Linked DNA regions of Homo sapiens: all the other regions are linked to region 3. Evidence: chromatin loops called from intact Hi-C (ENCODE). Cell type or tissue: dorsolateral prefrontal cortex. All regions are shown on one strand.

Region 1 (5,000 bases), 410 kb before region 3:
CACCTGATCAAAACAGAAAAAGCTAGTACTATTTTACTTGGAGATTTCACCATTTTTTCCCCTCATCCTTGGGCATACAATTGGCATAAATCATCATCACAATCCCAGCTCCACCAGGAGGGAAAACGAACTTTCTGGCCAAGTTTTTGTAAGGTTCGTTCTAATTTCAAAAACTGGAAAATTTACGAATGAAAGAAACCAAAATGGCAGTTTAAGATCTGATTTCCAAAATCGGGCTTCGGGATAATTCCTCAGCTCTGTTCATTTGTGCATAGGAGAGGGGATCATTTTTTGGCTGAGGCAGATCTAGGAAACTGTATTCAAATCGTGTGGAAGAGAAGCAAACATTTTGCAACAAATCAAATCAAGCAATGGCTCTCAAAGACGATCATGACATTAATGATGTATCTGTCGATTCACGTATATATATAAATGTGTATATATATATACTGTTTGTGCATACATATATATAAATCAACGGTATTAAAATGTGTAGTAACATAATAAAATTAAGATTTCACCCCAAACAAACGGTAGAGTACAACATTTCTGCATAAAATTACTAAGAGAAAAAATTCATACTTCTCTGAACATTCATCTCAACCGGCTGATATTTCACCATTTTGCTGCCGCCTATTCTTTTCAATCTTGCAAAAAAAGTTTGAGACTCTTTATTGCAGGGTCCAGTAGGTGTATCATGAATATCAGATTCATCAAAAACACTATCTTCTTCTAATTGGGGAGAGAAAGTCAAAATTACACTTAAGAGGTTATTCTCTCTTAGGCTGTGTCTACACAAGCATTTCAATGAAAGCATTATGGAACAAGGTCTGGGTTAGTTTCTGCACCAGCCCAAGTCTAGCCATGGGTTGGTATTTCATCCAGGCATCAAATTCTCCATCTATTGGACAGAGCAAGCTGTTACAAGATTGCCCATCACTTTTCACATGACAATTGGCAGCATTTTTAAGGAGAGGCTTCTTGAGAGTCCAATAGCGCCTTTTTGGGAAACTTTTCCAGTGTGCTTAACACCAGATGACACATAGATGTCAGCTACTTTTTCCAGGAGCCTGTGACACTGCTTGGACTTGTCTGCTTTGCGTGGATTTTCAGGCTGATTTGGCGAAAGGAAATTAAACAAAATGAGTGGATCTTGGGCTTTCCAAAAAAGAAAAAAAAATCTGCCTTTATGGGATTTGGTAACTGGCATAGACACAGCCTAACAGTACATGCACCTTATACGGTGTGAATGCAAAATACTGTACTCTACATTTGATAATGAGACACGCAACACACAGAAAAAGCTTAGAAAAGCCACTTGTCATCTCAAAAGCTCCACGAATGATTATGGACTGAAAGAGTAAACAAAGGAAAAAGAAAACAGAAAATAACATTTCCTCCTATTAAAGTAAGACTCTTCTCTGAGGCGCTTACCACGTGTAACTATTACGGATCTCATGAATCCCAGAAAGAATCTTTGACACTTATGATCCCTAATCCTACATAAACAAACCGGTCACTTTGAGTGCCTGTTGAACTTGTTTCTACGTCCTCCCTTCTACACCCATGTGGCCATTTTTAAATCCAAGATAAACCCCAAAATATGTTAATGAGGAAAGAGTTCATATGTTGCAACCCATAAAGTTTACTTAACCAATTTTCTTCTTTCGTCCTTTTGAAAGGCCAAAGCCACGTACAAAGTGGCAACAGAAAAGGCTACTAAAATGCATTTAATAGCATCATAATGAGTTTACCTACTATTCAAGTTGAATATCACTGAACTCATAATGTTTGGCCTGTATTTACATCTACCTATATGACAAATGAGGCTCAGGTGCGATTATGATTATTCAAGGTTTTTTTTAGCATAAGGGCAGTATATACATCAAGTTTTAAGGACTGACCCTGTTCTAATGCACAAAATTCTACAAGTAAATGAAACTTGAAGTAGTAAATTTTAGATGAAATAACCATACTAAACTTTTTAATTAAATAAAAATAAATGTTAATCAAAATGAATTTGTTTTTAAACCCAGTGAACTTCCACAAAGATGGGAATGCCTATCAAATTCCCATGTTTCTGGGGAAACGCAACACAATAATCTGTTTTACTTCTCTATTTCCTTTTTGGAAAAATATCCTTTGAAAAATGCAGTTTTTCCAACCAATAGTTACGTGACTTGCATTACATAACTTTGAAACAATTTTCAAAATGCATTGAACACTCAAGACTGAAAGACCACAAGATGGCGCCTCCCATCCAGAAAGGTTCATCAGGGTTTGGCCCAAACACTAAGCCCACGCTGAAAACATCCATAGCTTAACAGATCTCCCCAATTTGCCAGAGACTAAACCCTAAACTGGTAGACAAGATATTCTTTAGGAGGGATCTGAATGGTACCAGAACTTAAAGAACCTAGTTCTCGAGTTCCGTCTGTAGCCAAACTAGATTTTTGGAACTTTCAGCAATAACAAACAGGAACACTGGTACAATTTATACTTTTGAGGTATCTCCAGAGCAGTCCTACTAAAACAGACTCTACTAACCTCATAAAGGGTCAGTGGACACTTGGTTTTTTCCAAAGACTAGATTAAATGATGTCAATTTAAAATCTAGTCAGCCGTGACTTACACTAAAAACTAAAAATATACACCCTGGTTCTTCGTGTCTCACCTGAAAACAGGCTGCAATTTTACCCTAGCTAAAGTTGCATTCTACTGCCCCTTTTAGAAAAAGGTAGCAATAGAAAAAGTGTTGATAATGGAGATAGCTTACACCTATGCAGCAAAAATGTTTCATTTCCCTTGCCTTGAATCACTTTGTATTAAATTAAAAGTCTAGGAAAAAGCACTTCAGCAAACTTAGACTCCATTGAAACTCTATGAGCGCAAAGACCAGGGCAAACTAGAGACCTACAAAGAATGGCTCCACTGTGTGCCAACCAAGACTTATTTTATAGCCCAAAAACGAGATGCTTCTAACACGTAAGAAAAGGCTTACAAAGGCTCCTGATTCAAACAGCAGAAAATATCTTACAAAATATTATTTCTTATGATACAGGCTTTGGAAGCACATCATTTATTCCTCTTGAATGCTCAATTTCAAAGTTAAAGCAGCAACATTCATGGAAAGTTGGAAAATTAAGAAAGTGATTTTTTTTTTTACTCCAGAATGATATCTGGGAACACTCTTCTATCTCCTAAGAAAACATTGTCCAGAAATCTATTATGTATTGAAGCTAGGTTTGGGATAGAATTTAGATATGTACCTTTTTCTTTTTCGCTGTATCTGCTTATGTTACTGTTGTCACTGTACAAAGGTCCTGCCGTGGCATGGGGCTTGCAGCTATGATACTGCGCATTGAGTGTATTGACTGTTATGTGAATCAGATGCAGCAGGATCTTGCTGATATCACAGTCTCGGTATGGATACTGCCCAATGAAACGAGAGAGAAAAAGATAAATGGTTATTTTAGAGGGTAAGCTTTTCCACCTGATCTTGCTGGATACTTTTTGCAGTATCTCTTGGGGATAAATATATATATGAGAGAGAGAGAGAAGTAGAAACAAATTCTGCTCATGGCCTTATTTATTTGTTTAGTTAGAGACAGGGTCTCACTCTGTCACCCAGGTTGGAGTGCTGTGGCGTGATCATAGCAGCCTACCGGGCTCAGGTGATCCTCCCACCTCAGCCTCCCAAGTAGGTGGGACCAGGCACGTGCAACCATGCTTGGCTAATTTTTTGTAGAGATGGGATTTCACCATGTTGCTCAGGCTGGGCTCGAACTCCCGGAGTCAGGCAACCTACCCACCTCGGCCTCCCATAAGTGCTGGGATTACAGCAGTGAGCCACCACGCCCTCCCCCATGGCCTTATTTTTACAAGGGACCATATTCATTTCCTCCTTCACCAAACCACTGACAGCAATGCATGCCAGTTCATAGTTACATTTCTTTTCAAGAAAATTATCTGGCATAAACCTTTAGTGGATGAATACAATTTCAGATATCTTTTGTTTTCTGAAATAATAATACTTAGACAAAATACAAGACTGAGTATAAACAGAGGTTCTTGATCAGTAGCCTACCATTTATCATTCTTTGTTTTAAACATTTTTAGAGCATATATTAACAGGGCCTCCCATTTCTATTTTCATTTCAATAGCTCTTTGGTTCTTAACAGTAATTGCATATCCTGATCTTCCTTCTGAAGGTCAAACTTCTACAAAATTTTCAACTAAAGACTCAGGTGTTCTCCTAATGCTATATGCTCTCTAAGAGAACCATTGCATCCAAAACAGCAGTGACCACCCAGCTCACCTTGTAAAGGATGACAAGCAAGGCCTTCAACCACATCTGCCGGATGTGAGGCTTTAGGGACCAGAGGGAGCAACGAGGCGGCTGTTGGAAATAATGCCGGAGTTGAGGACAAGAGCAGTATTTGAGCACCTGAACCACTAAGGGGAGAAGGTGTTTTCCCAAGTTAATGTTATAGTCCATAACCTGAAATAGAAAAAATATTAATAACTGATGGAAAACTACAAAGAACACTCAGAGGTCAAAAGGAAAAATTTGAGCCATCCCAGTGGTTAAAATTTTTAACAGGCAAAATATTTAACAGGCATCCCACAGAATATTAAAAGTAATGGCTAGTACGCAAGAAGGAGGAAAAGTCCAACCTCACAAAAAATTTTTGAAACTTGTAAATGAAAATAGTTTTAATCTAATTAATTATTTGTTTCAGTACCTATTGAAAATAAAATTTTGTCCATTCAACTATTAACCAGAGTTAAACTAGACAATGAAGAAACCTAGTATTGGTAACCACCTGCAGAAATGGGAATTCCTAGACGACCGGCAATACTTGGTTCAATCTGAACCAAGTATTATACCAACCAAACTTGATACAATCTTTCAGGAGAACAATTTAGTAATATATATTCAGGAATAAGAAAAAGCACATGCCAGGTGCAGTGGCTCATGCCTGCAATCCCAGCACTT
Region 2 (5,000 bases), 330 kb before region 3:
AACTCTTTCAAAATTATTTTATCCACCTGAAAGAGTAGATTTCCGCTACAGCTCCTCTGTCCTTGTCGCATTCAAGGACAGGTAGATGCTGCATTCAAAGACAGAGACTGTGCTGTGCCAAAGTGATGGCCTCAAGCCAGGCCTTCCCATGCCCACCGGCACTCTGTGAAGACCACAGGGACATACACAGCCAGAACCCTTCGTAGAGTCAGCATTGACATCAACCGCAGGAAGGGAACCGCAAATGAAGTGATGGGAACGAGAAAAGTGGTGGAGCGTAAGACATTTCCAAGTTCAGGGGTGGTACTGTTCAAGCTGCCCTGGCGGGAGGCAGAGGAGTGAGGCAGCACCCACATGAAGCTATTGGAGACGTGCCCCAAGCCTATGAGAGATGCGACCACCACATAGTCAATGTCTCTTTCAATAGTGCTTGTGAAGATGTGAACACCCCCAAGGGGGCGTTAGACTCTAAGGCTTTATGAACTCAGAGCTTGTGAGAGGAGGGAGATAAAATAATGAATTAATCTGTCTTCACCTAGAATTTAAAGGGAAAATATTGAGCTCAGGACAGTCCTTCCAGCCAGCATAGGATTCTCAAGGTAAGAAAAAGTTTCAAGGCAAACATCAAATCCAGGGCCCTATCAGGAAAATGTGGTCTCAGTAGGAAAAAAATGATAGCAAGGGCTCGAATATAAAACCCTTTGTTAAGAACTCAGAATTTAATATGGTACACCATTGACTCTTTTAGATAGACAAAAAAAAAAAAAAAAAAAAGCCGGGGGTGGGTGGGGGGTGCCTTCTAAGGATCTTAAGGGCATACCTCAGCATCCACTTCATTCAACAATAAGGGTTCTAAGAATCGTAAGTCATCATTCCCAGGAGCCTCATAGAGAGCATAAGGTGTAGAAGGACTTATCCCAAAGAGGTTTGTGCATTTGACTCACGTTTAATGAAGCAGGTTTATAAATTGAGACATAAGAGCCCATGTTTTTAATGGAATTATACCATTGTAGATTGAAAGGGACAGAGACAGCCCAAAAAAGAAGATGTTTTGGGATTTCCAAACTTCTATAAGCAAAAAATAGGCTGATAAAACTACTTAGCTGTAAATGACAGGCTACTTTTTATGAGAAGGAAAAGATGGGCATCTCCCAGAGGGTGGGGCCTAGAGCCAAAGAGACCAGCTCCCAGGAAGCAGGACTCGCACCTAACTAAGGAACAAGTGACATGTGCCCTGTGACTTTCAGAATTTCTAAGGACTCCAGATACTCCATAAGAAATTACTCAAAATTTAGCGGCATAAAACAGCAACATTTAATTATGTTCATAGGCTCTGTGGATCAGAGATTCGGACATGACTACCTTCCTCTCATTTCCTCACTTTTTACATGAGTCTCTACTGCAGTAATCCTACCCCTGTATCACTATTGCATGTTAGCTGTGCAGGATGCAGATAACATTTCTTTCATTCACAAGTATTCAAAGCAAAAGGAAGAATACTTAAGGAGCCAAGCCCAAAAAGCCTCATCTACACCTGAACTTGATTTTGATGAGAAGATCTTGGACCTCCAGTCAGGATTTTGCAAGTGGAAAGAATGTAAATAATCTGTGACCAGAGGCGGGTTCTCCACACTCCTCCCATCAAGAAGTCAAGGATAGTTTCCCTCCCCTTGAATCTGGATGGGCTTGCAACTGCTTCAACCAATATAGCATGACAGAAATGATGCTTATAAAAGGACACGCAGCTTCCACTTGCTGCCTTGAGATGTTCTCTCTTCAGAAACTTCCTCATTAGATACTCCTCCCAGATCTCTGCCAGGATGCCATGAGACAGCCAAGCCACAGGGAGAGACCATGTTTCAGTCTTGAGTCAATGGCGCTGGCTTAGCCTAGTCTTCAAGTCACCCCATCCCAGAGCCCAAACGTATGATCTAGAAACCTCTAGATAATTAAAACCCTCAGCATTCAAGTCTTCCCAGATGAAGCCCCAAACATCATCAAACAGAGACAAGCTATCTCCATCATGCCCTGTCCGAATCTCTGATCCACAGAGTCTATGAACATAACTAAATGTTGCTGTTTTACGATGTAAATTTTGAGCAATTTCTTATGGAGTATCTGGATACACTGCATATGATAATATCTGGAATACCGACTAAAAGTCAACCTGCTTTATTACCACATGCCATCAATTCTAAACAATGTCAGCAATAAAATACATTTCCCCAAAAATAATCTTCAGTTGATCGAAGTTCTAAATAATTGCTAGGATTCCTACTAAGTTTTGATAATATATTTGAAAGGCCTCAACCCATGTGGATTCAGCTCATTCATTTCCAAACTAAACTAGAGAGGCTTCCCTTAGATGGAGATTCAGCTGGACATGTTTTCAAATGTTCACTCCAACCACTTTGCTTCACTGCTTTGAATTTTAAACACATAGAAATAACTCCAAGTGGTCTCACAAAATCACAGAATTGAAATAATCAAGGTCTGTCTCTTCATCTTTCCAATCACGATGCTATCATTGCTTATTTCAAATATACCATTCAGGGAATATGCAGTACAAAGAGGTAGAATACAAACTACCCAGGGCAAGCTCATACAATTCTGAACTGTTATGAACTTAATGGAAATTCTCCAAATTAATGTCTGTGTAAAACACAATGTTTATTAAAGGATAAGCAATAAAAATGTGCTAATTTGAAGCTTGTTACTAAAAATAAGTTTGTCATATAAAGAGGGAAGTGTTAAAAAATGATCTACCCTGGGTGTCAAATATGTTACGTATGTCCCCAGAGCCAAAACATGCTGATTTAGAAAATAGAACTGTTTGAAATCCTGGTCCCACAAGCTTAGAAACGATTCTCAAAGTAAGAATGGCCTCAGGATAAAGATCAAAGGAAGAATATGGTCTATGACTCTAAGATCCTTTGTTAAGGCTTCAGAAAGTTATAAGGCGATGTCTAATTGAGGCTCTCAGCTATAACAGGGCTTCTAATAATTTTAAGGGCACACTGAAACGCCCAAAATATAGGAAGGACTGCCTCAAAAATCATTATAGATGTGGCTTTGGGGGCTCAGGACCCCAATGAGATTCACTAAAAATCCACAAAGTTTTTAAGAAAGTCATACTAGCAAAAGCACCACCAGCTAAAACTAAAGAGACGCAGTTCTAAATGAAAAGAGATATATGGGACCCTAACTCCTACATGCACGAAGCAGATTGAGAAAGTTACTCAGCTGCAACATGGACCATTTCTTATTGAAAAGAAAAGATGTCTCAGAGAGTGGAGCCAAGAGCTCAGGAGGACAAGAACAGATTAGGGAACTATTTCTAGGAAACAAAACCAGATCATAATCAAGGCATGTATGCTATTCCTGGAGACAGAGGAACTGTTGATGTGTTTATGGCTGGAGCTGCTATAGACCAATGACTGCTATCTGCTTTCCCTTCCTCTTTTTGAACAGAAGCTTATTGCTATGATCCTGTCCCTGTCTCAACATTGTGTCTTGGGTGCAGAGAGGGAAGATAACTTTCCTTCTTAGTTCACAGGACTCTGAATCAAGAGAATCAGTTACCAAGAAGTTTAATCAGTGACATATCACATGCAGATCACAAGATACTAGACTTTAAGCCTGAAGCCATAAATGAATAAGACTTGTGGAGGTCATATAAAATGGTGAGCATATTTTGCATATGGAAAGAAGGTAAATAATTATGTCCAAAGGACAGATTGTGGTAGATTAAATGTGACCATAAAATTCTTGCCAATCCTTCAATAACCACAAAGATCCTATTTCTCCACTCTTTGAATCTGGGCCGGCCTTGGAACTTGCTTTGACCTGTTGAATGCTACAGAAATGATGCTGTGTGACTTCTGAGAGGCCTTGAGTGAGTGAGGCTCTCTCACTCTCTCAGAAGACTGCCACCTGTGAACAAGTCCAGCCTAGCCCCTGGACGATGAGACATCATGTGGAAAGAGAGGCCCAGACACCCCACCCATCTCACCATTCCAGCCATCCCAGCTTAGCCCCAGATATGGGAGTGAGACCATCTGGGGCCAGCCAATTCCAGCTTACCCACCAACTGACTGCAAATACATGAGTGAGCCTAGAGTAATTTATCAAAAGAACTGCTTAGCTGAGCTGAGCATAGGACAAATTGCCAATCCACAGAATTGTGATTAAATAATTGGTTGCCATATGAGACACTATGTTTTCAGATGGTTTGTTATGCATCCATAGATAACTGAGACAGCCCTCCAATATACCTACTCACAATCAACATCCCAAAAAGTTTAAATGATGTGTGCAAGGTCCACATAGGTAGGAGGGAACAGAACTGGCCAGAGTCCAAGAATCTCAACCAACTAGTCAAAAATTCTTTTTTATGACATCATACTGCCTCCTCTTACTCTTTTCAATTATTAAAACAAGAAGAGAAGATGGAGGTGGTTTAGAGAAACTATTATTAAAAAAAAACTAAAGGAAATATTAAAGGAAGAATCTTTAGCTACATGTATTGTTCAACTTACACATAAATACTTTCCATATACAGTCAGTCTGGGTATGTTTTTCACACATACAAATTGGACTATTTGCACTCCACTTCAAAACAATTGAGATTTCTAGCATACAAGATATATCCTTAACTAAAGTTAAGTACCATAAATTGCAGTATAATTCAAACCTTTTTCTAATTGGACTCCTATCCCAGAATTACACATAGGCTTTTATTGCAAATTACTGAACAAAAGCATTGTGCATAAGATGGGTGAGCAAAAGCAGAAATGGAAATAGAGACCATTTGGATGTAGCAATCTTGCATGCTAAATTATTTCCTTTACCCCTCCACAAATACAATGGCATGCATATACTGGAAACCACGGTGCAGAAATGAGGCAGATGTCAATAAATGAATTTACATACAAACACAATAAATCATGCCCCAACGACACAAATGGTTTGCTCTTACCTTTTTCTGACATATAGCAGAT
Region 3 (5,000 bases):
GTGAAAACACAGGAGCATATGTACAGGTTTATGTAAGTAACATCACACTTTCATCCTGGAAAATGTTTGTAAATCTACCAAAGAAAGAATCAACACATGCAAAGAATCCCTTTGATTTTTAGGAGATGCCTGCTGAAGTATTTAGAGGTATAGTGTCATCGTGTCTGCAACTTATTTTTAAATAGTTCAAAATTTTAAAACAGCAAATTTTAAGTAGAAAAGGAGATAAAACAAATGTGACAAAATGTTAAAAAGTGAATATGTAGGCTGGGCACGGTGGCTCACGCCTGTAATCCCAGCACTTTGGGAGGCCGAGGTGGGCAGATCACTTGAGGTCAGGAGTTCAAGACCAACCTGGTCAACGTGGTGAAAACCTCATCTCTAGAACACCCCATCCACTAAAAATACAAAAATTAGCTGGACGTGATGGCGGGCGCCTGTTATCCCAGCTACTTGGGAGGCTAAGACAGGAGAATCACTTGAACCCAGGAGGTGGAGGTTGCAGTGAGCAGAGATCATGACATTGCACTCCAGCCTGGGTGGCAAGAGTGAAATTCCATCTCAAAAAGAAAAAAAAAGTGAATATGTATAAGAGGTATAGTTACCTTCCTCTAGGAAGGAGGAAGATAGATAAGGAGGCTTCCGGGATGCCAGTAAGGTTCTATTTCTTTTTCTTTCTTTTTTTTTTAAAGTTCTATTCCAATAAGCCTTTTGCACTCCTAATGTTCTATTTGTTGATCTGGGTTGTGGGAACACGCACACTTTCCTTTCAAGCTGTGTACATGATTTGTGCAAATTTCCGTATTTTTTTTTTTACCACAAAGAAAATATTAAGGAATCCATTTTATAAAGGTAACTACACTTCAAAAATAGTTTACATATAGACATAACTTTTTTCTTTTTTTTTTTTTTAAGTAAAGCAGGGGAAAAATTGTTTTAGTGGTGACCAAAGGTTTTAAAATACCTGGGGCTATGTCTGGATACCAGGTTTATTCAACAATCTAGCACTTTGCAGTGTAAACTAACCTTGGTCAACAACGAGAACTGGTATTATGATCTCAGTTCATACCACATAATGAATACAAGTCTCTCCCCTCATCTCCCCAGTGTTCCAATCCACCCCTCTTCCTAGGTAACCCTTCTTCCTACCAATTCTCATCCTTTGTCAGTCTTCTTCCTACCCATCCTTTTCCATTTTTGTACCTCGAAGTGTAGGGTGAGTCACTAAACACCACATCACACCCCCTCAAACACTTGCTCACTCACAACGTCTTCCAAATGCCAAACAGATCCTTTTCTCCTCTCTCCCCTCCCTTGCCAGAGCCACTTGCTGTTCTGTTTCCGGTCTATTTCCAGGGGAGGGGGGCAGACTGCAGATAGACATGGGTACTTGCTTCATTTTGCCAAAAAAAGAAAGAAAGAAAAAGTACTAGCTAGCACTTGTCCAACTAAATTGCAGAGGAACTAGCTGTCAAGGAGCTCACCGCAAATCCCTATGGATTTGAAAATCTCTTTAACCTGACTCTCCCATTCGGTCCCTAATAAATAAATAAATAAATAATCTTAGGATGGGAAAATCAGGGACAAAGATGTCTGGATCTGAGAGGTCGCGGGGTGGTTTCGTGAAAAGCAGTGGTGCACCAAGAAGAGGCTGGAGAGGACGGACAGAGCAGCTGCTCCAGGGCCCTTCCTGGCGGGCCGGACAGAGTTGGAGACAGGGGAGAGGGGGGCCCCTGCTGGACACAGGCTGAAGGGGGCCCAGGAGGTTGGGGTTAAAAGGGAAGGGTGAGCTTGGGGTGAGGAAGCGGCAGACTAACGGCGGCCCCGGACCACCACTGGGGAGACGACTGCGGCAAGGCGGGAATAGGGACAGCCGGGCCGGGAAGGGGAGGTTCGGCGGGAGCCGGGGGAGAGGAGGCCCGGGCCGCGCGCCCACCTGAGAGTAGGAGCACTTCTCGGAGTCGCTGCCGCCCAGGACAGCGCACGCCTCATTCTCCAGCTCCTCGTCCTCCTCAAGGACGTCGACCAACGATACCACGGGCTCCAGCTCCGACTGCCGCCCAGCGGCGCCCTCGGCTCCGGCCATCCTCAACTGTCAGCCGAACAGCGGCTCGGCCCCGGCGGAGGCGGGAAAAGCGGCCGTGAGGGGCGTAGCCGGAGGAGGTGGGGCCCGAGTGCCAGGAACCAATGACAAGGAAAAAAAGCGAAGGAAGGGGGAGGAGCGACTTCCGACAAACGGATGTCACTCCTCTCCCTTCTCCCGCCTGCGCCGGACGCGGGCTGATTTCCGCCTCCGGGTGGCGCTTCCCGGTGTCGTGTTCTGGAAGCTTAGCGGTCACCATGGAGCTGCTGGGAGAGTACGTCGGGCAGGAAGGGAAGCCGCAGAAGCTGCGGGTGTCCTGTGAGGCGCCGGGTGACGGCGACCCTTTCCAGGGCCTGTTGTCTGGCGTGGCCCAGATGAAGGACATGGTAACGGAATTATTCGACCCTCTGGTACAGGGGGAAGTGCAGCACCGGGTGGCGGCGGCTCCAGACGAGGACTTGGACGGTGAGCTCTGAGACGGTGCTGCAGTGACCGGAGGACGGGGCGGGCGCCCAGGGGAAATTGGCTTGGGGAGCCCGTGTAGAGTGGCAGACTTGGACAAAGTGAGCCTCGAGGAAAGAAGAATTGCATCTAAAAATTTTTGGCGGGCTAGGCGAAGTGGGGCTCACGCCTGTAATCCCAGCACTTTGGGAGGGCGAGGCAGGAGGATCACTTGAGGTCAGGAGTTCCAGAACAGCCAGGGCAACATATCGAGACCCCGTTTCTATTATTATTTTTAAAATAATTTAAAAAATAAAAATTGTTGGCATTTATCACTATATTTATTTGGGCTGCTTCTACTCAAGCGTTTCCACAACTCATCGCTATTTCGTTTATTTCACAAAAAAACGTGTCGAATGCCTACTATTATGTGCCAAACCCTGAGCTGAGCCCTGGAGGAAGAATGAGGTGAATGCGACTCAGTTCCTGCCCTTGTGAAACACAAGGGGACTAGACAGGCAGACACTCTTATTAAAAGTGGAAGTGGTCCGGGCTGGTGGCTCACGCCTGTAATCCCTGCACTTTGGGAGACCGAGGCAGGCAGATCACGAGGTCAGGAGTTCGAGACAAGCCTGGCCAATATGGTGAAACCCTGTCTCTACTAAAAATACAAAAATTAGCTGGGCGTGGTGGCATGCTCCTGTAGTCCCAGCTACTCTACTCGGGAGGCTGAGGCAGAAGAATCGCTTGAACCCTGGAGGCAGAGGGTGCAGTGAGCCGAGATCGCGCCACTGCACTCTATCGTGGGCGACAGAGCGAGACTCCGTCTCAAAAAAAAAGAAAAAAAAAGTGAAAGTGGTTCTGTGGTCCTCTGTAACTGTTGCAAACCCAGACACCCTAGGAAGTCTTCAGAAAGGATAAGACTTTTGAGCTGGGTGTTGAATAAAAAGGAGTTTTATCAGGTGTGAAACTACAGACATACTTGGAAGAGTACAATCTATCGCAGAGTAGGAACAGGTTCCAAAGACTGGGACAGACTTCATTTTATCACGTATTAACTCCCAGAGACTCCCTTGCCTTTCCAGTTTTGTAGGTGCAGTTTGAAAGTAGAAACATGAAGTTTAACTGCATTATTTTTAAAAAATTGCCTCGAATGCAGAAATAGGCAGGTACTTTTTTTTTTTTTTGAGATGGAGTCTAGCTCTGTCACTCAGGCTTGAGTGCAGTGGCACAACCTTGGCTCACTGCAACCTCTCCCTCCCCGGTTCAAGCGATTCTCCTGTCTCAGCCTCCGGAGTAACTGGGATTACAGGCACCCGCCCCCACTCCCAGCTAATTTTGTATTTTTAGTAGAGACAGGGTTTCACTGTGTTGGCCAGGCTGGTCCCGAACTCCTGACCTCGTGATCCACCCGCCTCAGCCTCCCAGAGTGCTGGGATTACAGGCGTGAGCCACCACACCTGGCCAGGCAGGTACATTTTAACCGTCCTGAGCTGAAAAACCCAAGAACTAGATATTAGAGTCAGGATTTACAATTATGTAAGAAGAGCTTAAACTGTACTTTCCTTCCATCTTGGGAAATACATCTTGATAATATGGATGTTGGCTATAATCAAAAAGAACAATAACAAGTGTTGGCTGGAATGTGAAGAAATTGGAGACCTTGTACATTGTTGGTGGAAATGTAAAACAGTGTAACCACTGGGAAAAAGAGTTTGGTAGCTCCTCAAAAAGTTGACATGAAGTTACCATATGACCCAGCAGTTCCACTGGTAGTCCTCCCAAGAAAACTGGAAACGTATGTTCACACAAAAACTTACGCATGAATGTTGATAACAGCAGCATTTATAGTAGCTAAAACGTGGAAACAACAATTGGCTGGGCTTGGTGTTGCGCCTTTAGGAGGTGGGAGGATCATGTGAACCCAAGAGTTTGAAGCTGCAGTGGGCTGATTGCTCCACTGCACTCCAGCCTGGAGGACAGAGTGAGGCCTCATCTCTTCATCTCTAAAAATGATAATTTTAAAAAATAGAAATAATGCAAATATCCATCAACCGATGAGTGCATTAACAAAATGTGGTATATCCATACAATGGACTATTATTAGCAATAAAAAGTAATGAAGTATTAACATGTGCTACAACATGAATGAACCTTGAAAACATTATGCTAAGTGAGAGCCAGACACAAAAGGGTACATGTTGCATGATTTTGTTTATATGAATGTACAGAATAGGCAAATCCATAGAGATAGAGTAGATTAGTGAGCCAGGTGCAGTGGTGGGCACCTGTAGTCCCAGCTACTCTAGAGGCTGAGACAGGAGGATCACTTGAACCTGGGAGTTTGAGTCTAGCTGGGCAACATAGCAAGACCCTATCTCTAATAAGGGGGAAAAAAAGTAGATTAGTGGTTGCCGAAGGCTGAGGGGAATGGAAAGCGACTGCTAATGGGCATATCATTTCTCTTTGGAGTGAT
Region 4 (5,000 bases), 180 kb before region 3:
AATGCAATCTACAGATTCAATGCAATCCCTATCAAAATACCAATGATAGTCTTCACAGAAATAGAAAAAACAATTCTAAAATTTATATGGAACCATAAAAGAATAGCCAAAGCTATCCTAAGCAAAAACAAAACTGAAGGAATCACATTACCTGACTTATACACTACAGAGCTATAGTAACCAAAGTGGCATGGTACTGGCATAAAAAGAGACATGTAGACCAGTGGAATAGAAGAGAGAACCTAGAGATAAATTCATACATCTACAATGAACTCATTTTTGACAAAGGTGCCAAGAACATACATTGGGGAAAAGGCAGTCTCTTCAATAAATGGTGCTTGGAGAAATGGATATCCACATGCAAGAGAATGAAACTAGACTCCTACTTCTTACCATACACAAAAATCAAATCAAAATAAACTCAGGACTTAAATCTAAGACCTCAAACTATGAAACTACTAAGAGAAAACATTAGAGAAACTCTCTAGGACATTAAGTGATGTCCCACAGGCACAGGCAACCAAGGCAAAAATGGACAAATGAGATCACATCAAGTTAAAAAGCTTCTGCACAGCAAAGGACACAATCAACAAAGCAAAGAGACAACCCACAGAATGGGAGAAAATATTTGCAAACTACTCATTTGACAAGGGATTCAGAGCCAGAATATATAATGAGTTCAAACAACTCTATAGGAAAAACATCTAATAATCCAATTTAAAATGGGCAAAAGATCTGAATAGACATTTCTCCAAAGAAAACATACAAATGGTAAACAGGAGTATTGAAAAGGTGCTCAACGTCACTGATCATCAGAGAAATGCAAATCAAAACTACAATGAGCTATTATCTCACCCCAGTTAAAATGGCTTCTATCCAAAAGTTAGACAATAACAAATGCTGGAGAGGATGTGGAGAAAAGGGAACCCTTGTACACTGTTGGTGGGAATGTAAATTAGTACAACCACTATGGAGAACAGTTTGGAGGTTCCTCAAAAAACTAAAAACAGAGCTACCATTTGATCCAGCAATCCCACTCCTTAGGTATATACCCAAAAGAAAGGAAACAAGTAAATCTAAGAGATATCTGCACTCCCATGTTATTGCAGCACTATTCATAAGATCCATTTGGAAGCAACCTAAGGGTCCATCAACAGATGAGAGATTGTATTAGTCCATTTTCATGCTGCTGATAAATGCATACCCAAGACTGGGCAATTTACAAAAGAAAGAGGTTTATTGGACTTACAGTTCCACATGGCTGGGGAGGCCTCACAATCATGGCAGAAGGTAAAAGGCAAGGAGGAGCAAGTCACATCTTACATGGATGGTGGCAGACAGAGTTTGTGCAGGGAAACTCATGTTTTTTGAAACCATCAGATCTCATGAGACTCATTCACTATCATGAGAACAGCACAGGAAGGACCCAGCCCCGTAATTCAATCACCTCCCACTGAGTTCCTCCCATGACACATGGGAATTGTGCGTGTTACAATTCTAGATGAGATTTCGGTGGGGACACAGGTGTGAGCCACCGTGCCCAGCCTAAGTTTTTTTTAAGTACTTGCCACAGCCAACCCAGCCTTCTGCAACCACCACCCTGATTAGTCAGCAGTCATCAACATCAAGGCAACACCAGCAGAGAGTACACCTTGCTGTAGGTTCATATGATCATTCATATTATTTAGCAATAAAGTATTTTTAAATTAAGATATGCATATTGTTTTTTAGACATAATGCTATTGTGCAGTTAACAGACTATCGCATAGCGTAAACCTACCTTTCATATGTACTGGAAAGCCAAAAAATGTATGTGACTCATTTTATTGCTATATTTGCTTTATTGCAAGGGTCTGGAATGGAACCCACAATACCTTCAGGGTATGCCTGTAGATTATTAGACAACATTTTTTCTACTTGTCTTCCCTACCCACCCATAACCATTTTCTTCAACAACCCCAGCTCCCACTTCTCCCCATCTTCTTCTGAAGAAAGAAAATGAAAACTACACTTCAGGTGCAAAGTAGGCCATGGTGAATGCTAAGCTGAGAATGAACCCACAATCTCTCTCACAAAATTATATGACCATGAGAAAGACCCAAAACGGTCCCAGTATATGAAAGTTAATTCCTCTAAGACGTCTTTCAAGACCAGTTCAAATGACACACCCTCCATAAAGGAAGAGGTTCTACTTGATTTTCTATCCCAGCTAAATATTCTTTCTTTAGCCTTTCAGATAATAAGCCATTTTATTCCCATTCTTTTATAATATTTATCATATTCTATCTTAAATTCTAAAATAAAACTGGGAGATTAGACATTCTACCTTGTCTAGTCTGCTATTTTATTTTAGGTTAGTGACAGACTTTTTGTATCCTCATGGAGTGTAAAGTATTTTGGTACATGCATTAGATCAATCAGTATTTAATATTGATGCGGCAGTGGTAACTCTTCTTACTAACTGATGAGGAGGAAGATAAAATGGATGGAATCTGGAATCAGAACACATGGATTCCAGAACCGACTCTACCACTCACTAAATATGGACCTTGGGCAAGTCATTTAACCTCTCAGAGCCTCAATTTCTTCATCTGCATCTGCATCTGTCTTACTCATTTTTATATCTTCAGGTGCTGGGCACCAAGAAGGTACTCATTAAATACTGAGTAAATGAATAAAAAAATTATGCAAAAATAGTATGCAAACTATTAACGATTGGCATGCAATTTATTAAGCCCTATTTTGTAGGGACTATACATATATTCCTGAGGAAGGGAAGGAATATAATAATAATCTTCCTCTGGAATATATACACAGTCCTTTCTGCCATGTAAGGTAACATCTTGACATCTTGACAGGTCCTGAAGATTCAGACCTGGACATCTTTGGGGAGTGGGAAGGCAAGCATGATTTTGTCTACCACATACTCTTACACATTCAGAATAAGAAAATAGTGTTCTTTTCTTCTCAAAGCTGCTCTGAAGTTCATTTTTAAAACCAAGGCATGGAACAGGGTGGGTGGAAATATCTCAGGCAATTTGCAGCCTCCTGAGATATGTGGGTTACACTTGGCCAGTAATAAATCTCCCCATCAGAGGCACATCTATTACATACCTTGTATTATTAGGAACCAGAAGATAAATAGATACAGATACAGACACTGAATTCTGAATTCGGAAATTAATAATATGTCCAGTTCAGGGAATTTTTAAAATATCTTAACTTCATTTAAAGTTTCTCCTTTCCTCCAGAAAGGCAGCATGGTTGGTCTTTTTAGTTTCCAGCTTAGCTTGTCTATTCCTCCTCCCTTACTAGTTCACACTTGGCTTTCCTAAGACTGAAAGCTTGAGGGAGGGCCAGGCTGATAAGAGTCAAGGTGAAAGAAAGGTCTTATTTGACTCATACTCTTTTGTAAATCTACCTCTAAAGCTCTCTGACCATGGCAAGTGTTTAAAGCTGACACTTCCTCTAGAGGACACTTTTGTCTTTCTTTGAAGTTCATACACCAGCAGTTCCCGTGACACATGCAAATATATCTCTTCTGGAATGTTCTCCTAGCATTCTACTCTTAGGAATCTGGGAGTATACCTCCTCTTCTTCCCACTGAAGTATTCTCAACTCTCTAGATGATGTTTTTAGGCAGACTCTTAAGACAATCCCATCTGTCTCTTCCTCTTGCTCCAGAAGCCCTCATCTGGCCTACCAGTAGCACGCTTCTTGAGCACTATTGGTGGGAATGTTGCTATTTTCCAAACCCAGCTCACTCTTCATCAAAAGCCCTGACAGGGCAGCTCCAGACACAGCCTGTCATCCTCTGGATGATTCAGCTGCATGAACCCCAAACCCTAGGACACATACATGAAGCTCCATGAGTGATTCCATTAAAGTTCCTCTCACTAGCCTTTAAATGAGGGAAAAGCACCCACACTCCTTCTGGGGGGAGTCACAACCCCAACATCCGTCATCAGATAATCCCATGATATTCCTAACAATACCTCTGGGCTTCTCTAATTTCTTTTATAGGCTAGAAGTAGTTCGTCAGCTAAAGATTACAAAACCAGCTTCCCTTTCAAATCTGCTTCATGATCTTCCATCTCACTTTAGAACTGGAACTAGTTAGTACCTTTATCTTGGGGTCTGGGCCAAAACTGAGGCAACATAATCAAACCATAACATTCCATTCCATGTATTTGTTTTTACAAAATTAATGTATTTCCTCTACTAAGAATAAAATTCCATATGGGACACATCCGTTTTGTTTATCACTGACTATCTAAAGCACTCAATAAATACTTACTAAATGACTGACAAATACTAACAAATCAGCAAAACTCCCTGGCTCTCAAAAACTCAGAAACTATATTAATTTCATACATTTGTATGCTATTTTCAGATTCCTCCAGAATATCTCTGCAGTGTGGCTATATATTACAATTTTGGCAAAAACATGAGTATAAGAGTCACCAGAAAAATCTATACACTGAATATAAAGTAAAACATTAAACAAGCATCTTTCATTCAATCCAACAAATATTGATTGAGTACCTTCTATATACCACAGACCACGCCAGGTACTAGTGTACAGTGATGAACAAAACAGCCAACATCTGGCCTTCATGGAGCTTATAGTCTAACAGGGGATGCACACAAACAAAGCTCTTACTGCAAAAGTTCAATTTCACATAAATATGGTGAAGAATATGCATAGGGTGTACTCATAGAAAATAAAAGAAGGAAGCAAGGAGACCACCTTAGAGTGGTCAAAGGGGATTTCTCCAAGCAAATGACATTTAAACTGAGACCTGAAGATAAGCAGTAGCCCTGTAGGATGTGGGAGGGGAGTGGAGAAGTCTCCCCGAGCAAAGGCTCTGACATGACCCTTAATCTGGGGAGGAAAGTGGGATGGGAAATGGGGGAAGGCAGTCTTCATACTTTTTACTACATATATGATCTTCATTTTTTACAACAAACATATATTAATGTGTCATTTTATAATGAAA
Region 5 (5,000 bases), 340 kb before region 3:
CATTAACTGCTAACTCAATCAAGCAGAACAAGACTGAATTACATAGGACTGAATGATAAATGATTATAATTTGTATCGTTTTTTGTTTAGAACATTGCTAGTTTTTCAATCAATGTTCTGTTTTTCAGATACAAGGAACCCCTTTCTCTTTTCTCCTAAGCTATCTATAACTCACAATAATTTGGTAGATTTATACCTTTGTAAACAAACATGAAATATATCTTTTTTCTCTCTACTTGATTCCTCCAGAATTCAGAAGCTCTTATTGAATATTCCTATTTTCATAGCATTATAGCTATTTGCATAAGTTGAATAACAATCTGTTCTGCTTTTAACAGGACATAATTGGGAAACTTGGTTATGAAACCACCTTTGCAAAAATTATGACAGTGAGAAAATAATGACAGTGGAGGAGATCGGATCTAGCCAACCCCCCTCTTGCCTTTAGCATTTAAACTGCCAAACTAGCTTTGGGAGATATTTAGCTTATAGTTTAAATGATAGTAGCCCTTCTCCAAAATTCAAATGCCTTTCTAAAGAGACCACAAGGCTATGAGGAGGAAAGGAGCCTGAATTCAGCTAAGGTGTAGACATAAATGGTTGCCAGCTGTTATTCCAGAGGTCACAAGATATGCAGCTTCTCCAATTATTCCTGCGGATAACATCACTATGATAGAACCTAAGATTGGCCTTTTGAGATAGCTTTTCATGTTTTTTTGCATGTCTGACACCCATGGCTCCACCTGGAGCCATGTCCTCCTGTGTCCGCACCCATAATCAACTCAGCATAAGAGGACAGCTTCAACTCCCTATGATTTCATCTCCAACCCAACCATCAGCAGCAGCAAACATCCACTGCCTAGCCACCCCTACTCCTTCCTCCAAATTGACTTTGAGAAACCCCTAACCTACAAGCCTTTGATGAGACTGATTTGAGCAATAACTCAGTCTCTCGTGTGGCACGGCTGGCCTCATGTCAATTAAACTCTTTCTATACTCAATTCCGTGAATCGATGTTGTTTGTGCAGCAGGCAGGAAGAACCCATCAGGCAGTTACAGTTATATTACTAAGTCTTTGCAGAATGTCATATTTGTGAATTGCATGGAATCTGATATGACTAAACAGTTTTAAGGAACTAAGATTGACTTTATGGAGCCAGGGTTTTCAAAGCCCTCTTGGAAAAACAGATTCGATACCTGCATTACAGAATTCTCAGCCTTACAGATGAGTAAAAAAGGTCACTTCCTAGGAAACTTAGAATATTTGGGAGACCTCAAGGAGAAAGGAATTCACCCAAATCTATAAGTATTACAGATGAAATCTGGTGACAAGTTCTTGGCCTGACTTCTAGCATCAAGAAACCTCTAAAAGTCCAATCTGAGATTCCTTTTAAGAGTTCTGGCAATGCAAACTTTAAAAAGCCCTAAGTGGTCAATTACCATTCTTGCTGTGCTTGTGCAAATGATCAGACCAAATTTAAAGAGACTAATTTTGTAACCAAAAGTAATCTTACTTTGATTATTTTTGGTCAAAATGCAGGTGATTGTAAAGAGAAATTTTATGTTTTGATGAAAAACTATAACCCACCCTTGTGAGTGATCAGATTCTAGTCCTGTTCATCACCTTTGAGATAGTTTTCACCTCTTTGTAAACTAGATCCTTCTGTCTTGCCCATTTTGCCAGTAATTAACACTTCTAACTTTTCTCCTACCCACCTGACATGGCACCACTGAGAACTAAAACCTAACTTCCTAGATCATTATTAAGACTCTGGGTTATCTTGTTACAAAGCCCTAAAAGCTGAAGTGGGACAATATGATATAAAATTCAAAGGACTTATTGCTACAACAGTTTGGTCCACTCAGGAAGTTCACCAAACACTCACCTCTTCTCTGCTCTGCTCTGGAAAATAACCATAACTGTGACACCGATGTTCTCACTCCACCGTCTAAACATGCTTCAAGACCAACATCTAGACATCTTCTCAACTGTCTGCCCTCCGTACTCAAAACCTAGATTTATAATCTATCCCAACCATTAATCTGTGCTTTTCTGGTTCCTCATTCTATGCTCTTGTTCTCCTCTGCAGATCTCTTACCTCACAATTTCTAGCCTAAATCTTCCCTCTATAGAAATCAACCTAGCTTCTTTCATGTATGTTGAAACTTCAAGGGAAGTTTCAGATGAGGGAAATGTTATCCACCAAAACCCTACAGTTGGTATAAAGAGTATTTTAAAGTGAAAACATTTAAGCTAAAGAAGATGCAAAAAGAAATCTTAGCCGAACTTCCGTTATGTGACTCTAGCAGAGTCTCCAGAGAAAACCCTTCTGTTAACCCCCCCGAAAGGGAGTTTCCTGTGGATTCAGCTGCTGTGGAGATAGCCCAGTTCCTGCCCAGCTCCCATGGCATTAAAAAACCCAATGGAACCTTCCATACCTTCTCACTGAAGCCCTTAAGTAAACCTTTTGTTAAGTTTGATATATAAATCTTTTATTTCTGGCTATTCAGGAAGTAATTTATCCTTGAGATCTCCCACATGTACTCATAAATAAACTTTGTCTTCTCTCCAGTTAAACTGTTATCAGTTAATTTGCAGGCCCCAAAACATCTGCACCTAAGTTGGAATAAGAAAAGTTTTTCTCCCAACATAATCATTTCTTCTCATTTTCCAGAAGCATGTCACATCAATCCTTCACTATTCCAATAGACATAATAATAGAAAATATATCAACACAGGCAAAGAATGTCAGAAAATGGGAAATTTCCTTTAGGCAAAAATTCAATTTTCTAAGTGAGTCAGTAGGTGGCACCAAAGAAGAAAGAAGTACATCTCCATAAATGCACAGATCACTCTGAGTCCTGAAAATCCAATAAAAGTTACCCCTATAGATGGTCTGTGCTGTTTTATCCTTAAATGTCCTACTTTAGCACAGGTTTCTACTGAAAACTGCCTCAAGATCTCTTTGAAAGGAAATAAAAAATCACAAATAAAAATAACACTTAGAAAACACTTGGAAAAAAAATTTCACATATTACTGCCAAAACCTGATTCTGGACATCCACCTTTCTGGGTTAGATGCAAATTACATCATATTCAAAAAATATGGGCTGCTCACAGCAGCTCATGCCTGTATAATCCCAGCACTTTGGGAGGCTGAGGCAGAAAGATCGCTGGAGGCCAAGAGTCTGAGACCAGCCTGAGCAACATAGAGAGACCCCATCTCTACCAAAAAAATTTTTTTAATTAGATGGATGTGGTGATGCATGCCTGTAGTCTCTGAGGTGGGAGGATCTCTTGAGCCCAGGAGTTCAAAGCTGCTGTGAGTATGACTACACCACTGCGGTCCATCCTGGGTGACAAAGTGAGACCCTGTCTCAAAAAAAAAAAAAAGGAAAAAAGAAACATGGGTTCTTCTCAGATGTGATCCACTGAGGCAGAAGCAAGAGGATCAGCACAGAGAAATCTGTTCTTAAGTGAGAGGAATAGGTGCATTTTGTCTGACCCTGAACCTTTTTGGCATTTCAAATGGCAGGGCAGGGACTTCTACCATTAACCTGTATATATATATATACATGATTAAAAAAAGAAAAAAAGACATTTCCCCTATTTGAATGGTAATCTTTCCAAAGATTCTAAGCCAAAAGGGGACTGAGCTCTAGTAACCTCATAGAAAGGCTTTTTTGTTGTTGTTTCTTAATAAAAATATTTAGCTTCCCGGCTACTCCAGAGGCTGAGGCAGGAGGATCACTTGAGCCCAGGAGTTCAAGGCGGCCAGCCTGGGCGACATAGCAAGATCCCATTTCAAAAAAAAAAAAAATCAGCAATGTCGAGAAAGAATGGTCCCTTAAATTCTTAAAGATACCTCACAAATGCATCTTGCCATTCTTCCTCATCCCAAATCAACATCAAAGCAGCACATCATCCAAGATACAGTTACTAAATTCATTTAGCTATATTAATTAAAATAAGGAGAGATGTTCCTCCTCTGCAGACACTGATAATACCCACATGGCTAAGGCAGCACTTCTCCCCAAGTCCTCCTCTCTAACAAGGTGTGAGCTGTAGGCCTCCACTTACCCTGGCAAATTCCATGGGTTTAGGAAGAAGGCACATGACCATGACATCGAAGCGAACATCACATACGGTCTTCAGCCATTTGGTGACAAACTGAGGCTTCAGCTTTTCCACCAGACTTCCCACTTCATCATCCATCATATACGCAGTGGAGTGAAACCACTGAAACACCATGGCCACCAGCCGGGCCAAGCTTTCTGTAGGCGTGTTCTCACTGGGTGTGCAGAGGCTCACCTAGAAGTAGGTAGATTAGAACCTTGTTCGGCTTCCATCCATCTTTACAAAATTATTATAGGTGCATTAAGAGGCAAAAAATAAAAATAAAAAGATATCCCAGATAATCTGTTTGAAATAGGCAGTTTTAAAAATGGGGATCGCTTATCCAGAAACTGTGTTCCTTTCTACAGGGATAGATGGATTGCAACAACAATTTTCCCTCAAGATTTCACCTTCCAATTAAGCATTTTCTCCTACAAGGAATCTATTATATAATCTGCACCAGATAAATGCTTCTAAAAAGTTAGGTCAACAAAATGATATTTCATCAATATCCTCAATGAAAATAATGTATATACATTTCAGTTCTAAAATGATCATATTTTGCTAAGAATTGTGTATTAGTAATAATTCAGATACCTTGGAGTCCCCCCAATTCACTATCATAAATAGACTTTTTTTTTTTTTTTTTTTTTTTTGAGATGGAGTCTCCCTCTGTTGCCCAGGCTGGAGTGCAGTGGCGCGATCTCGGCTCACTGCAAGCTCCGCCTCCCGGGTTCACGCCATTCTCCTGCCTCAGCCTCCCGAGTAGCTGGGACTACAGGCGCTTGCCACCACACCCAGCTAATATTTTGTATTTTTAGTCGAGACAGGGTTTCACTGTGTTAGCCAGGATGGTCTCGATCTCCCGACCTCGTGATCTGCC

What was found. Hi-C counts contacts between places; a loop is a spot of excess contacts. Peaks named below come from ENCODE experiments on the same cell type or tissue, not always from the same donor. Only the 100,000 strongest peaks of a DNase experiment are listed, where the experiment ranks them.
Region 1: a loop joins it to region 3, with 3 times the contacts of the local background. A loop is called at or near these places in 22 of 110 quality-filtered maps.
Region 2: a loop joins it to region 3, with 2.7 times the contacts of the local background. A loop is called at or near these places in 17 of 110 quality-filtered maps.
Region 4: it touches region 3 in a loop (4-fold over the local background); 2 of 110 quality-filtered maps call a loop at or near these places.
Region 5: a loop joins it to region 3, with 5 times the contacts of the local background. A loop is called at or near these places in 17 of 110 quality-filtered maps.

The regions. Positions count from the first base shown.
Region 1 is chr14:93,616,624-93,621,623 of GRCh38, reverse strand. UNC79 (unc-79 subunit of NALCN channel complex) reads right to left here. Exons shown (of 52, transcript NM_001395159.1): 29 at 4,320-4,502; 30 at 3,270-3,432; 31 at 583-732; 32 at 1-3. Among named protein-coding and RNA genes, the nearest start is that of PRIMA1, 170 kb to the left of the region's middle. In dorsolateral prefrontal cortex, CTCF peaks have their summits at 2,052 and 2,252 (motif pointing right); a DNase peak (open chromatin) is centred at 2,263.
Region 2 is chr14:93,532,557-93,537,556 of GRCh38, reverse strand. It overlaps UNC79 (unc-79 subunit of NALCN channel complex), which reads right to left. Exons shown (of 52, transcript NM_001395159.1): 11 at 4,979-5,000. Among named protein-coding and RNA genes, the nearest start is that of UNC79, 100 kb to the right of the region's middle. In dorsolateral prefrontal cortex, no CTCF peak of the experiment used is centred here; no DNase peak of the experiment used is centred here.
Region 3 is chr14:93,204,378-93,209,377 of GRCh38, reverse strand. It overlaps GON7 (GON7 subunit of KEOPS complex), which reads left to right and starts at 2,313. Exons shown (of 2, transcript NM_032490.5): 1 at 2,313-2,548. The coding sequence starts at 2,341. UBR7 (ubiquitin protein ligase E3 component n-recognin 7) reads right to left here and starts at 2,122. Exons shown (of 11, transcript NM_175748.4): 1 at 1,937-2,122. The coding sequence starts at 2,086. RefSeq lists an enhancer at 2,217-3,076. In dorsolateral prefrontal cortex, CTCF peaks have their summits at 1,919 and 2,126; a DNase peak (open chromatin) is centred at 2,237; H3K4me3 peaks cover 3,366 bases; H3K27ac peaks cover 2,043 bases.
Region 4 is chr14:93,380,256-93,385,255 of GRCh38, reverse strand. It overlaps a transcript of UNC79 not described here. Among named protein-coding and RNA genes, the nearest start is that of COX8C, 36 kb to the right of the region's middle. In dorsolateral prefrontal cortex, no CTCF peak of the experiment used is centred here; no DNase peak of the experiment used is centred here; H3K4me3 peaks cover 1,126 bases; H3K27ac peaks cover 1,971 bases.
Region 5 is chr14:93,541,778-93,546,777 of GRCh38, reverse strand. It overlaps UNC79 (unc-79 subunit of NALCN channel complex), which reads right to left. Exons shown (of 52, transcript NM_001395159.1): 14 at 4,082-4,312. Among named protein-coding and RNA genes, the nearest start is that of UNC79, 110 kb to the right of the region's middle. In dorsolateral prefrontal cortex, a CTCF peak has its summit at 2,835 (motif pointing right); no DNase peak of the experiment used is centred here.